2 separate regions of the Homo sapiens genome follow, and region 2 is linked to region 1. The links are chromatin contacts, found by Hi-C or POLR2A ChIA-PET in ENCODE. All regions are on one chromosome and are shown on one strand. Each heading gives the region's core, a stretch centred on a gene start or an enhancer-like site at or near the end of the contact. The rest is flanking DNA. Distances are from core to core; before and after follow the strand shown. Region 1 overlaps AK5 (adenylate kinase 5). Region 2 holds the start of FUBP1 (far upstream element binding protein 1).

What was found. Hi-C counts contacts between places; a loop is a spot of excess contacts on that map. ChIA-PET counts read pairs that join two places held with the same protein, here RNA polymerase II (POLR2A). Pooled maps may share reads with other maps.
Region 2: a loop to region 1 is called in a pooled map, with 3 times the contacts of the local background. The contact joins the promoter of FUBP1 here to the enhancer-like site in region 1. A Hi-C loop is called at or near these places in 2 of 50 pooled maps. POLR2A ChIA-PET finds 5 or more read pairs at or near these places in 4 of 52 experiments (OCI-LY7, SK-N-SH, activated CD4-positive, alpha-beta T cell and 1 more).

Annotation. Positions count from the first base shown.
Region 1 is chr1:77,539,038-77,542,834 of GRCh38, forward strand. All of the region lies in intron 13 of AK5 (adenylate kinase 5), which reads left to right. Among named protein-coding and RNA genes, the nearest start is that of ZZZ3, 140 kb to the right of the region's middle. Within about 2 kb of position 1,639, at least 14 of the 41 ENCODE cell types and tissues checked have a DNase peak (open chromatin) inside an H3K27ac peak, as active enhancers do; they include OCI-LY7, where a contact is called at or near this core.
Region 2 is chr1:77,977,117-77,980,913 of GRCh38, forward strand. FUBP1 (far upstream element binding protein 1) reads right to left here and starts at 1,956. Exons shown (of 20, transcript NM_003902.5): 1 at 1,769-1,956. The coding sequence starts at 1,888. It also overlaps a transcript of DNAJB4 not described here. RefSeq lists enhancers at 1,520-1,569, 1,640-1,689, 1,700-1,759, 1,770-1,899, 2,210-2,359 and 1 more.

The DNA.
Region 1 (3,797 bases), core at 389-2,888:
GAAGTGAGGAACTGAGGTTAATTAGTTACAGCCTTATGTGAATCAGCTGGCTACCTACTATTGACTTAAGCTCAGCTGCTGGAACTACCAAAACTCAGCCATCTGTTACAGTGTGTACATCCAAGTTGTTTGTTTCATTTAGCACGGATGACTCCACGTTGGTTCGGCCTGTTGGGCCCAGAACGGGAGCCTAGTCCAAACCAATGGCCTCCTACAAATTTTATTTAATGGTGGAAAAGAGGTTTGCAGTCCCCTGGCTCATCTCTTCAACTTCCCCTGCATTTTGGAGATGCTGGCTGCTGGGTGCGTGGTGAGGTAACATTATGATCCACTGCACAAATATGTAAAACCTCTCCAGCCCGGACTGCAGAGCAGCGTGAGCTTCAGCCTTCAGGACTCCCAGAGAGTCTCAGGGAGGCTGCTTCATCCCACTGCCCCTGCCCAGGGCCATCCCCTACCCACACAGCTGCAAAGATGAACAGTCCTCCCTACACACCTAGCATAGAAACAGTGTGTGCTGGGCCCAGGAAGCTGAGATTTGTCTGCAGGTACCCGTGGGGTTTGCCAGTAGCTAGGGTGACAAGAGCGGGGACTGCAGGAGAAGCAGGGGAGGGGACAGGATTGTTTGCCGCTGGAGAGGGAGAAAGCCACTGGCCCACTCTGTTGTCTGGCCTCTGGGTTTTTGCCCAGTCCTCCTGCATCAGCTTAATCTCCCTTGGTTCCTAAGTAACAGCTTGTGGCCTGCTCCTGTGATGCTGTTTGGATTGTTTGCCCCTCCTCCCTGTTGTTTTACTGGACCCAAGACAGGGCTGCTCACCCAAGAGGACCTCTGGGTCACTTAAGGAGCTTTCTTAAAACTAGGTGGGGCTGGTGAATGCACTTCAAGAAAGCAAGTGAGATGAATCAGCAGTTCTGTGAGATTTATTTAGGAATTAAAGCCACAGGGGGGGCCAACCCATGCAGCCCACAAATAGGCCACAAGCACCGCCCTCAGGCCTCTACCCAGCAATGCTGACATTGAACCCATCATCTGACACCCTCCATCCCCCACTCCATGACAAGTCAGCCCTTTGGCCACCAGCTAGCTAAGGAAAGTGCAGCAAAATTTCAAACAAAGATAATTTTTAAAGCAAAGCAGAATTTATACAGCCACTCCCTTATTCTTTATGTCATCATAATGCCATCCTTGTACAATAAAGTTAGAACTTCTTGTAACGTGCACACCAGAGATGGAAGTACATGTGATACAGGTGTATCCCTTTCTGCCTGTTTTTCTCCCTCTCATAAAGCAGAGGTTTGCCCTGCATCTGAGAAAGAATTAGAACAGAACTTTCCTCCATTTCATTCCCCACCTCACTACACTTGGGCCAGGCAGCGTTCGCCAGTCATGGCACTTCCTACCAAGTCTGAATGCTGTCTCAGAAACTTGCTCAACACAGCCGTATGGACCATCACCCCCAACTGACTAGAATTAGCCTACAAGAAGAAGTTTTCTTTCACCTTAGTGAGATAATTTATTATGGCCATAAGTAACTGAAATGTAGCATTTGGGGATGAAAAGCACAGTTACCAGCCAAAGACTCCCTGGGGGATGGCGGGGGGAATATGGGCCTGTGCATCAGAAAGCCCCAGGCACACTTTCATCAACTTCGGTGAGTCATTTTACTGCTTCACCTCTCAGTTCTTCTTCCTAAAGTGGATAGAACACGATCTACTAGAATTGACCAAGTCTATTATTATAAAAGTAACACATACTTGCTTTATAAAATATAGAAAACTGGTCAGGTGTGGTGGCACATGTCTATAATCACAGCAGTTTGGGAAGCCAAGGAGAGTGTGGGTCACTGGAGCTTAGGAGTTTTTTTTTGTTTGTTTCTTTTTTTTTTAGAGATGGAGTCTCGCTCTGTCACCCAGGCTGGAATGCAATGGCGCAATCTTGGCTCACTGCAACCTCCACCTCCTGGGTTCAAGCCATTCTTCTGCCTCAGCCTCATGAGTAGCTGGGATTACAGGCACCCACCACCACACCCAGCTAATGTTTTGTATTTTTATTAGAGATGGGGTTTCTCTTATGTTGGCCAGGCTGGTCTCGAACTCCTGACCTTGTGATCTGCCTGCCTTGGCCTCCCAAGGTGCTGGGATTACAGGCGTGAGCTACCACGCCCAGCCAGGAGCCTAGGAGTTCTTGACTATCTTGGGCAACATGGCAAAACCCATCTCTACAAAAAATACAAAAGTTAGCCAGGCGTGGTGGAACACATCTGTGGTCACAGCCACTCAGGGGACTAAGGTGGGAGGATTATTTGAGCCCAGGAGGTTGAGGCTGCAGTGAACCAAGATAGTGCCACTGCACTCAACTGGCGAGATCCTGTTTCCAAAAAAAGAAAAAAGAAACAAAGAAAATGTAGAAAACTAGGTAGTCCCACCACTCAGAGGCAAACATTGTGGGGCGTTTTCACCACATCTTTTTGCTGTGAATTTTAAAAACATGATTGTGATTGTAGGTAATACTGAGCCAGACTCTGTGGTTGTAGGTAGCAGGTGCCAACTCCCGCTGGCCTAACCTGAAACACAGAACTTCATTATAAGGTTAGAAGACTCAAGGCTGAGGCACAGCAGGCCCTAGAAGGCGTGTGGGATCAGGCCTAAAAGGCTCACAGTGCTCCCTACTGCTTCACAAACACCGTTTCCTTCTCTCTAAGCTGGGTTTTTTTTCTTTCTCTGGCTTATAAGCCAGAATATGCCCACCTGACAGCTTTCGCATTTGCACATTACCACGGCACTCTGATTCCCAGCTCCAGATTCCTGAGAGAAATGATGTGGTTGGCCTTGCTTTGCTCAGGGTCTCCTTGGCTCTCTTAGCTGTGGACAGGCAGCTGGGGTCACAGGGGGCTTTTTTATTTTTTTCTGTACTTTATTGAGTGCATATGGTATGTGTGGGACACGACACTTGGTGCTGGGGACACAGCAGTCAACGTGACAAAGCCCCTCACTGAAAAGAGAAAAACAGGCCAGGCACGGTGGCTCACACCTGTAATCCCAGCCCTTTGGGAGGCCAAAGCAGGCAGATCACAAGGTCGGCAGTTCGAGACCAGCCTGGCCAACATGGCAAATGTCTCTACTAAAAATATAAAAATTCGCTAGACGTGGTGGTGCGCATATGTAATCCCAGCTACTGAGGAGGCTGAGGCACGAGAATTACTTGAACCTGGGAGGCGGAGGTTGCGGTAAGCCAAGATCACACCACTGCACTCTGGCCTGGATGACAAAACGAGACTCGGTCTCAAAAAAAAAGAGCAAAACCGTATACAAGAAAATAAAGCAACCACTAACAAGTTCTGTGGATAAAACAAAACAGAATGCATTGTTGGGAGTGAGCACTGTGGGCAGCTGTTTGGAAAGTCTGAGGAGGTAGCATTTGAATTAGGACCTGACTGATATAAACATGGTTACCTGGGACTCTTCCCTGTGAAGCAGATGGAGGACAAGGAATACCCAGAGAGAAGGGCTCGTTGTGAGCTGAGAGAAACCACAGAAATAGCTATCTCAAGTGGCATAGGCAGAATTGTATCAAATGATATTTAAAGCCTCTTTTTTTCCTAAGTATAAGTAACAACTACACATTGTTTAAAAAAGAAACAAACTAGAAAATTTAAGACTATAAAGGTAAACATTAAAATTATTGAGAATTATTCCACCCAAAGATAATCACCAATGAACATTATGATATATTTCCGTACATTTTGGTTTTTTTCCATTTTTATATACATTTTGTTCATGGCATAATTAGCCCAGAA
Region 2 (3,797 bases), core at 706-3,205, 440 kb after region 1:
AAGTATTAATCAGATAATCCTGTTCATCTGCATTTGGTCAAGGAACTATATCATAGCTTCTTAGTAGGAAACAATTCATGCATTAAAACAAACAAACGAAAAAAAACAAGGCCGGGCGCAGCGGCTCACGCCTGTAATCCCAGCTTTGGGAGGCCAAGACGGGCGGATCACGAGGTCAGGAGTTCGAGACCAGCCTGGCCAGCATGGTGAAACCCTGTCTCTACTGAAAACAAACAAACAAACAAAAAAAACACAAAAAATTAGCCGGGCATGGTGGCGGGCGCCTGTAATCCCAGCTACTCGGGAGGCTGAGGCAGGAGAATTGCTTGAAGCCGGGAGGCAGAGGTTGCAGTGGGACGAGATCGCACCACTGCACTCCAGTCTGGGCGACAGAGGGAGACTCCGTCTCAAACAAAACAAAACAAAACTCCAGTATCTACCTACAGTGTGCGATACCAATTAATCCAATGTGCTGGTTCTGGTAAAATAAAATAGTTGGTTCCAGTAAATAAAATAGTTCCCTTAAGTTTTACAAATCAATCTAATAAAACACGCTAAGAGTGTTTGTCATAGTTATATGCTTGTTGCTAAACATGTTCAGAATTTCTTAAATTACGTGGAAAAAACCGCAGAACTAATATTAATGATGACCTTTTGTTGACTACTCCTAGTATTTCTGGTTATAAAAAAGTACAGGTACATGTTTATAATGCGTTCACATTAGATGTGTTACAACGGATTTTATGAATTCTAATTTTGACTCAATGTTCCTTCAACTGTCCCGGTAAAAAGTTAACTAAGTGAACTCCTAATGCAACGAAAACACAGCACAACACTGGTTTCTAATTATCATTAGCTTAAAACTAGTAAAAAATGCCCAGCACCTAGTACAATATGCATAGTGTCACAGAGAATAGGATTCTTTTGCTTACATGCAAATCTATACCAACACCATACATTTTGAAATGTTAAATATATTAGGGGACTATCTAAGAATGTAAAGTTCAAATTAAGGTATCTTTTATTTTCCTGGAATACACGCACTATTTTAACAGCTTTCGTCTGGGAAAGTGGTGCCTTCAGGGCAAATGCACGCACTACGTAATACAAAGAGGTCTGGTCAGTTTACGACTCTGAACTGAGAGGCAGATTCAAATTGAAACCTCTGGTATAATGGGCCTGAGGCCATTTTGAGAAATAAGGGGGGCGGACTGGTGGAACAGACTGACACGTAAATCCCGCCCAGAAAAAGGCTGCTTTCAAGTCCCTTCCTTGTAGAGGTGTGACGGTGAATGGTACTGAAAGCGGTTTTAATTGCGAGAGAGAACGGAAATGAGCTGTAAAGGCTACTTTAATGATAAATCCCTTCCCTTGCTATGGCTCCAGGACAGACCCTAGTTCTTTCCCAAACTCATTACCAGAACCTTCCATTAAATTGTGTGAAACTAACTGCGCTTTATCCCCTGGAAGAGGATCTTTATCTAAACTAGCTCACTGGAGACACGCGAGTGCCGCAGAAGCGGGAGAAAGACTTCAGGCCTTCTTTGCGTAGCACGCGTCGGGGTTCTAAGTGGATTAGGCACCAAGAACACAAAACTGGGTTCTGGTCTCTAATCGTTATTACCAACATGGGGAAACGTGTCTCTTCACATTTCAGCCCGGAAGAACACCTCTTTCCTCTTCCTCATGCGCTTAAGGGTAGCGGCCTACTCAGTCAGCGGCCAATTACCGTGAGCTTTCGGGATTCCGCCGCGCGGTCCACACTTACCTGCCGGGCTCTCTGCAGTGCATCTTTGAAAGCGTCGTTAACTCCTCCACCACCACCGCCGCCACCACCGCCACCAGCTGAGCCAGAAGAGGGGGGAGGCACTGTTGAATAGTCTGCCATGGTTGCACTATAAGAGCCGCTGCCGCCTGTTCAGAGACTTCCTCTCAGCTAACAGCTAAGAAAGAAAGAAAATGGCGGCCGTCGAAGCTCTATTACATTCTTGCGCGACCATCGTGCCGTAAAGGGGCGGAGACTGAAGGAACAAAATCTCGCGATGTTTCCGAGGCAACGCGCTGGTGTGGGTTAGGGCTGAGAAAGAACGACAGGAACAGAGACGTCGCGAGGATTAAGTTTAAGACTTCGCGAGAACAGAATTTCTTTTGGCACCTCCTCTCCGCGCGTTCTTGGGGTGAGGCTGGGTAATTGTTCCTGCAGGGTGGTGGGTGATAGTGGCCAGTTGACTGCGACTGTGTTTGGGTGGTGGGAAGCCTGAAGAAAAGGTTGTTTCTTACCGGTCGCTGCCTCAGGGAGGTAGTGCGGTAGAATTTTCCGCTATGGGTCATTCTCGGTGTCCGCGGGGAAGGGCGTGACAACGACGGGCGTGACGGCGAAGCAACAGTGTCTCGAGAGCGCTGCCGCCCGGAGGGCGCCAGGAGAAGTGCGTCCGAGACGCCGCGCGGTGATGCTCCTGAAAACGTCTGCCCGGCGTAGCGGGAACCCAGCATGATTTTCAGGGTAGTAAAGTGTCCCTGTATTTTACTTACAGACTGTCCGATTTTTTAGTTTTATCACGAGGGTGGGTGTTGAATTCAGGCTGGAAGCCTGTTAGTTCTCGACCATATTTTAAGTTTTTTGTTTAAAATAATGTGGATGAGGCTCTAAAAGTATGACTGCCCTTTTCTTTATCCAAAAACGTGATTGTTCTTAAAGTTCAGTGTTAGCCAGATTTAATAACCTAGTATATGTATGTGTCCATGGCCATTTTTATTAAGGGTTTTTTTTTGTTTGTTTGTTTGTTTTGAGAGTCTCGCTCTGTTACCCAGGCTGGAGTGCAGTGGCGCGGTCTCGGCTCACTGCATCCTCCGCCTCCTGGGTTCAAGCGATTCTCCTGCCTCAGCCTCCCGAGTAGCTGGGACAACAGGCGCCTGCCACCACGTCTGGGCTAATTTTTTGCGTTTGTAGTAGAGACGGGGTTTCACCGTGTTAGCCAGGATGGTCTCGATCTCGTGACCTCGTGATCCACCCGCCTCGGCCTCCCAGAATGCTAGGATTATAGGCGCGAGGCACTGCGCCCGGCCTGTTAAGGTCTCTTAAGTTAAGAACAGCATTGTTTCTTGACCAAAATAGATTTTGTAGCTTCTTAGGCGTAGTTTCTCCCACCCCATCCTGTGGGTACTCAAATGTAAGATCATATTCTGAATTGTCATCACAGGACTAGGTATATATATATATATATGTGTGTGTGTGTGTGTGTGTGTGTGTGTGTGTGTAAATTGGTATTTTATGTTATGTACTTCAGTTACCAAGTAATGCCAGACATTTCTTCAGACCTTCTCCAACATATCGTGGCATGTAATTTACTGTGTTAATAGTAGTAAGCTCCAGGAATCGTGAGGATACTTTAGAAGTCTTACTCTTTATTATTGAGTATATCACAGTGACTTTTTTTTTCCAAAATTATTTGTTTAAATAACAAACAATGAGGTAAAATGAACTTTCTCGACTTTGTGGCATTTTGTCTTACTTGGTTAGGTCTAAAAAAATACTTTTTCAGCAGCTCTTAAGAGTAATTGTGAGAAATATATATATGCTGCATTCTTTCTGAAAACCTAAAAGTAATGTGTTCATTTGCTTAAGCACCAAAATAGCAGTTAATATGAATGTAGATACAGGTGAGCCATCATTTCCCTTTAATCAGCTTTTAAGGCAGTAGTATCCATTTATAGCTCTGATGATCTTTTTCAGTGTTCATGGCCATCCCTATAAATTTTGGTGGAATTTGCATTTGAAAAATCAGTGCACGTATGGG